Regions from separate parts of the Homo sapiens genome. Here region 2 is linked to region 1. A link is an interaction called in ENCODE POLR2A ChIA-PET data of the cell type or tissue named here. Cell type or tissue: PC-9. All regions are shown on one strand. Each heading gives the region's core, and the rest is flanking DNA. Links, peaks and the distances in the headings are about the cores only.

The links. ChIA-PET counts read pairs that join two places held together with the same protein. Peaks named below come from ENCODE experiments on the same cell type or tissue, not always from the same donor. Only the 100,000 strongest peaks of a DNase experiment are listed, where the experiment ranks them.
Region 2: POLR2A ChIA-PET joins it to region 1 with 13 read pairs; 2 of 35 experiments call an interaction of 5 or more read pairs at or near these places.

The regions. Positions count from the first base shown.
Region 1 is chr2:220,175,932-220,178,754 of GRCh38, reverse strand. All of the region lies in intron 2 of LOC105373893 (a long non-coding RNA gene), which reads right to left. Among named protein-coding and RNA genes, the nearest start is that of MIR4268, 270 kb to the right of the region's middle. In PC-9, for the core only: no CTCF peak of the experiment used is centred there; no DNase peak of the experiment used is centred there; H3K27ac peaks cover 111 bases.
Region 2 is chr2:220,227,714-220,230,536 of GRCh38, reverse strand. All of the region lies in intron 2 of LOC105373893 (a long non-coding RNA gene), which reads right to left. Among named protein-coding and RNA genes, the nearest start is that of MIR4268, 320 kb to the right of the region's middle. In PC-9, for the core only: no CTCF peak of the experiment used is centred there; DNase peaks (open chromatin) are centred at 1,686 and 2,086; H3K4me3 peaks cover 1,989 bases; H3K27ac peaks cover 2,500 bases.

The sequences.
Region 1 (2,823 bases), core at 262-2,761:
TAAATAATATATTTTCTGTGAATTTGGATTAGATTTCCTTTAAGTAAATTTACCTAAAGAGTGTTTTCATCTGGCCCCCAACAGATAAAATGCGATTAAGAATACAAAGTGGGCCGGGCATGGTGGCTTACACCTGTAATCCCAGAACTTTGGGAGGCCGAGGCAGTTGGATCACCTGAGGTCAGGAGTTCGAGACCAGCCTGGCCAACATGGTGAAACCCCTTCTCTACTTAAAAATACAAAAAGTTAGCTGGGCATGGTGGCGTGCGCCTGTAATCCCAGCTACTTGGGAGGCTGAGGCAGGAGAATCGCTTGAACCCGGGAGGCGGAGGTTGCAGTGAGCTGAGATCATACCACTGCACTCCAGCCTGGGAGACAGAGCAAGACTCCATCCCAAAAAAATAAATAAATAAAAATACAAAGTGCAGTCCGTGCATGGTGGCTCACGCCTATAATCCCAGCACTTTGGGAGACTGAGGCTGGTGTATCACTTGAGGTCAGGAGTTTGGGACCAGCCTGGCCAACATGGTGAAACCCCGTCTCTACTAAAAATACAAAACTTAGCTGGGCATGGTGGTGTGTGCCTATAATCCCAGCTACTTGGGAGGCTGAGGCAGGAGAATCACTTGAAATCTGGGAGACAGAGGTTGCAGTGAGCTGAGATCACACCACTGCACTCCAGCCTGGGTCACAGAGCAAGACTTTGTCTCAAATATATATATATATATATATATACAAAGTCCATAATCAGATAGCCTGGGTCTTAGTCTAGCTCTTTTTCTGACTGAAACTTTCTGAGTTTCCCCATCTGTGAACAGAGGGTAACGATCATTTTTACTTCCCAGACTCTTCAAGGAATTTTTTGTAGACTATTACAGATTACTAGTGCTATACGATATAATTGTTATTAATTTGAATTTTGGTCACAGTGTGGAGGAAACACAGCGCTGGCCGGTCATCAAAGCCATGTAGGGTAGACTGAGATTTCCAACCTGATCCTTCAAACATCAATGGGAATAACCTTCTTGATTTGAAAAGATTGGTGACGGTCACTTGCCTGGCCCCCAATATTCCCTTAAAATGTCTTATCAAAAACCAATTCAGCTGGAGCCTCCCTCTGAAAGTGTATTGAGTTTCTGAATATACACATAGATGCAGACCGCTGGCATATTATTAAATTAGCTCATGAAGGAGTCCCTCGTGTTTCCTGGGGCAAACTAAAGAAAATCTAGTTTCATGTTTTTAACATTTTAGTAGTTCATTTCTTTTTCTCTGAGGAATCCTATGCACATTTTCCACAGTAAAGAGGTAATTGGTAAATATTTTAGATTTTATATTTCCCACCTGATCCATGGAGAAATGTGAAAGTGGTGGTCAGGTAGGCATCCAAATGGCAACCAGGGTAGATGGGGGAGCTTATACAAATCAGTATGCCAAGAGTCTAATATTAGTATTAGTATTAGACTCTTGCCCATAATATTACAGGCAAGCCAAATTTATTCCTCCAATTGTATTCTGAAAAAATGTACCAACACCTTGTAAAAGTCTGAATCAAGGCTGTGTAAGGGCATTTTCTGAAGCCACTTAATGGGAGAACAATGACTAGTAAAAAGAGGTCTAAAATTAGTTTCTTATACCAGGTCTCCCCCAAGAAATGGTAAAACCAAGCACTCGGGAGGTCTCCATCCTGTTCTCTATTCCACTTCCCTGAAATCTTATGTAACATGTGAGAGTTATTTAACCTACGTTTGTCTCTTTGCTCCACAATCTTTGGAGTTGAGCTTTAGTTCCAAGCCTAAAAGATACAAAAGTTGAGTTACATGCTTTAATCCAAACTAAGGCTACCAGTGAAATGCGTTAAATCACAGGATAAAGATTATCACAAAATCCAAAAAAAATAAACCACCTTAGAATGTTAATACTGGAAAGCATTTGAATAAACCATTGGTGATCTGGTGTACATCAGTCTGTTTTGAGTTTGAGTATCCTGGGTCAGTCCTCTAGGGATTGATCATTCTGAACTAACTGACAAAAATCAATCTGAGTATCTCCAAATCTGAAGACTTTAAACTTCTGAATATGGAAGACGGTGCCTCGTCAAGGTCCTGCCATCAATGAGACTCTGCCCTGGAAGGGTTTCATGCCCTGGTAGCCACATTCATGCTGTACCATCTACAACCATCCACTATTTCCATGGTGTTTTCACTCTTCTTTTCATTGCAACCAAGTCTCGTATTTGTACAGCTTTCACTGGTTTATAAGGCACCTACATACACATTATCAGAGTGGGATTATTCATTACTTACAGAGGAAGAAGTCATTTCTGAGGGCCCAGGTAATACCTCCATGGTTTACATTACAATAAAGTAGTGGAACATAGTCTAGAATCCCTCTAGAGGGGGATTTCAAGCACTGCTTAGACCACATATCTGAACATATCTGAAATTATGCGGTTTAATACTACAGAGTGCCCGAAAATGTGTCACCCACAATGCCTAAGATAATCTGGAGCAAATCATACACATTGAGCTAATACTCTCTGATTTCCTTGGACCATCTCCCAGAGCCCTCACACACCCAACAACTAAACAATCTCACCTTATTCTCTTCCTTGTGATGATTCAGAGTGTATTCTGCTGCAGACCCAAGGCTTCCCTCACAAACAGCTCCCTTCAGTGACAGAACCAGCAACTTTCAGACCCAAGACCAAGGCAGCAGACACCCTATTTAGAGGATGTGTGGCTGCTAATGTGTCTCAGAGAATTCATCCAGCCCCTTAACCTCCCTTCACCCCACCTTTGGATCTCCACTGTTGCTTATTTT
Region 2 (2,823 bases), core at 274-2,773, 52 kb before region 1:
AAACACTAAAAATTTATTTCTCATGGTTCTGGAAGCTGGCAAGTCCAAGATCAAGGTGCTAGCAAATTTGGTGTCTGGTGAAGACCTATTTCTAATAAATGGCACCATTTAGGTGTCCGCACATGACAAAAGAGTATTATTAAAGGGCTCATTCCCTCGAGCCCTTTAATAACAGCTTCACCCTCATGACTTAACCATCTCCCAAAGACTCCATCTCTTACTACTGTCAACATTCACCATTAAATTCCAACACATGTTTTTTGGGGGTATACATTCAGATCATAACAGTAGGGATTTAGGAGCTCTGATTGAGGGAAGGGACGGGGAACAAAAATGTTAACCTGTATCCATGACATCAATAGGTCTGGGAAGGTCATCTAAATCTCCAGATGAGTAAATGTACCAAATCAATCTACCAGGTGAAAAGCAAACCAAATTAGAACAGAGATAATGAAGAAACAAATAGATATATTACCATTTTTATACCAGGTTTTCATGTAAGATTCTTGATTAGTACTATAAACACATTAATATTGTATGAGTGTTGTCTGCTTTCTAAAGTGTTTAAAACATTTACAAGAATATGATGTTAGACTTATAATTTTAATTAATATTTAGAAATCTTAGATTTAACCGGTAATTATTTACATGTTTGGGAAAATGTAATTTGTTAAATTCATCACTTTTAATTTATTTGTTGTATAAATAGTATATGAAGAGTTAGAGGAATGTTAAGCTTTTATATTTTTTAAAATACTCATTGATTAGTACATTCATAATGCTAATAAATTGGATACTGAGAAAGTGCAAAAGGAACTGAGTGCTCCTCTCCATGAACAAAAGCCCCACGAACATGTTACACATGATAAAATAGAGGCCCACTGAAGTTAAGTAACTTGCCCTCGTGAATTTCAAAGCTACCAAGGATTTGAACATGACCACTAAACTACCACTAATTATATGAAATGCTTCAAGTATGTAGCACAAAACCTGGAACAATGGAAGCACTTAATATTTCTCTCCTTCTGAATCAAACTATAGTTGACCCTTGAACCACATGAGTATGAACTGTGTGGGACAATTTATCTACAGATTTTTTTAAAATAAATATTTTGGAAAAATTTTTAAAGATTTGCAACAATTTGAAAAAACTCAAAGATGAACCACAGAGCCTAGAAAAGGTTAGGTATGTCATGAATGCATAAGACAAATGTACATACCAGTCTATTTACATGTTAATCGACTGTTTATGTTATCAGTAAGACTTCTGGTCAACAAGCTATTGGTGGTTAATTTTAGGGAGAGTCAAAGTTATATGCGGGCTTTCAACTGTGAGGGGATCAGTTTCCCTAAACCCACATTGTTCAGGGGTCAATTGTACAACTATAGTCAGAGTAATCAAAAATTCCACCAAACAGACACAGACACACACACATGCACACACACACACACTCACACTTGCAGGTTATTCAAACAGTTGTGAGGTAGACCTAACAAAGAAACTTTCTCTGCTCCCTTTGCTCCTGCAAACTTCAAATCCTTCTGAATACAAACATCTGTGATTTAGTGCGATCATTTCACCCATTAAAATGATCTGAGTAGGCAAACGAACCAACTGCTTGATGATTGTGGTCAGCAGTCTCCAAAGTGGCCCTCCAATGACCTACGCATTCCTCTACTCATGACTGTAGATAATCCCCTCCCATTGAACTTGGACTGGCCCCATGACTCACTCACAACGGACAGAATGAAGCAGAAGTGATCCTCCAGGAATTCCAAAGCCAGGCTCACAAAAGCCTTGCAGCCCCTACCTTGGTCTCTTATAGCATTTCCTCAGGAGGGAAACAAGCTGCCATATGAGAAAACGGACTACTACTTCCACTTCTTCACAACATGAGACACCCCCATGCTGTGCACAAGACCAAGCTAGCCACACATTGAGACCATTGGAGAGAGAAAGATCCAACAGCCTGCAGGTGTTCCAGCCTCAAAGCTGGACATACAAGGAATAGAAGCTTCAGATGTCTCCGCATCAGCAACTATCTGACTGCAACCACATGAGGTACCCCAATAAGCAAGAACCACCCAGCTGAGTTCATCAACCCCCAGGACACAGGAGAGGAATGAATCATTGTAATCAACGTAATGCATCGTTTTAAACCACCATGTTTTGGAGTGGTTTTTATACATTAATAGATAAGCAATGATCACTCTGCAAACACTCCATGTGATGTTTTTCTCTCATTTTAATGAACACTGTGTTTTCCTAGATATTAACTCTCTATGCCTAAATGATCAGTCAGCCATGATCTTATTCTACTCTATCTATACTCGGAATAGCAATAACATATACTTTATCTAGTATTTCAAAATTATCACCTATTATGATACCCAGACAAAGAATATTTTCTTTCTCCTTTTTTCAGGAAACAGTTGAAACCTAACTTAATAATGAACATTTTTCTAAGCAACGTTCCACTCTAAAGCTCATGGGAGTTATAAAATAACCCAAAACTAAGAGGGTAGAATGGCTCACCCTTTAAATTCTTTATATCTTGAAGTCTTTGATTTAAATCATTATTTTTAAAAAACTCAAATCACACTGTGCTCTTAATAAAGCATTATTATTTCAAGGAAAAGGATAAAACTTTCCAAAGGCAAATGTTTAGCCGGGGTAGAGTTGTAAAAGATTCCAAGACATTAGTCAGGAGATGGATTGCTTTGCTATTATAAGTCTGGGTTACAATATCACTGGAACCAAATTCCCGTCAGATTAGTCTTTACTCAAAATGAATGTTTGTAATTATGAAATGAAATAAGTTT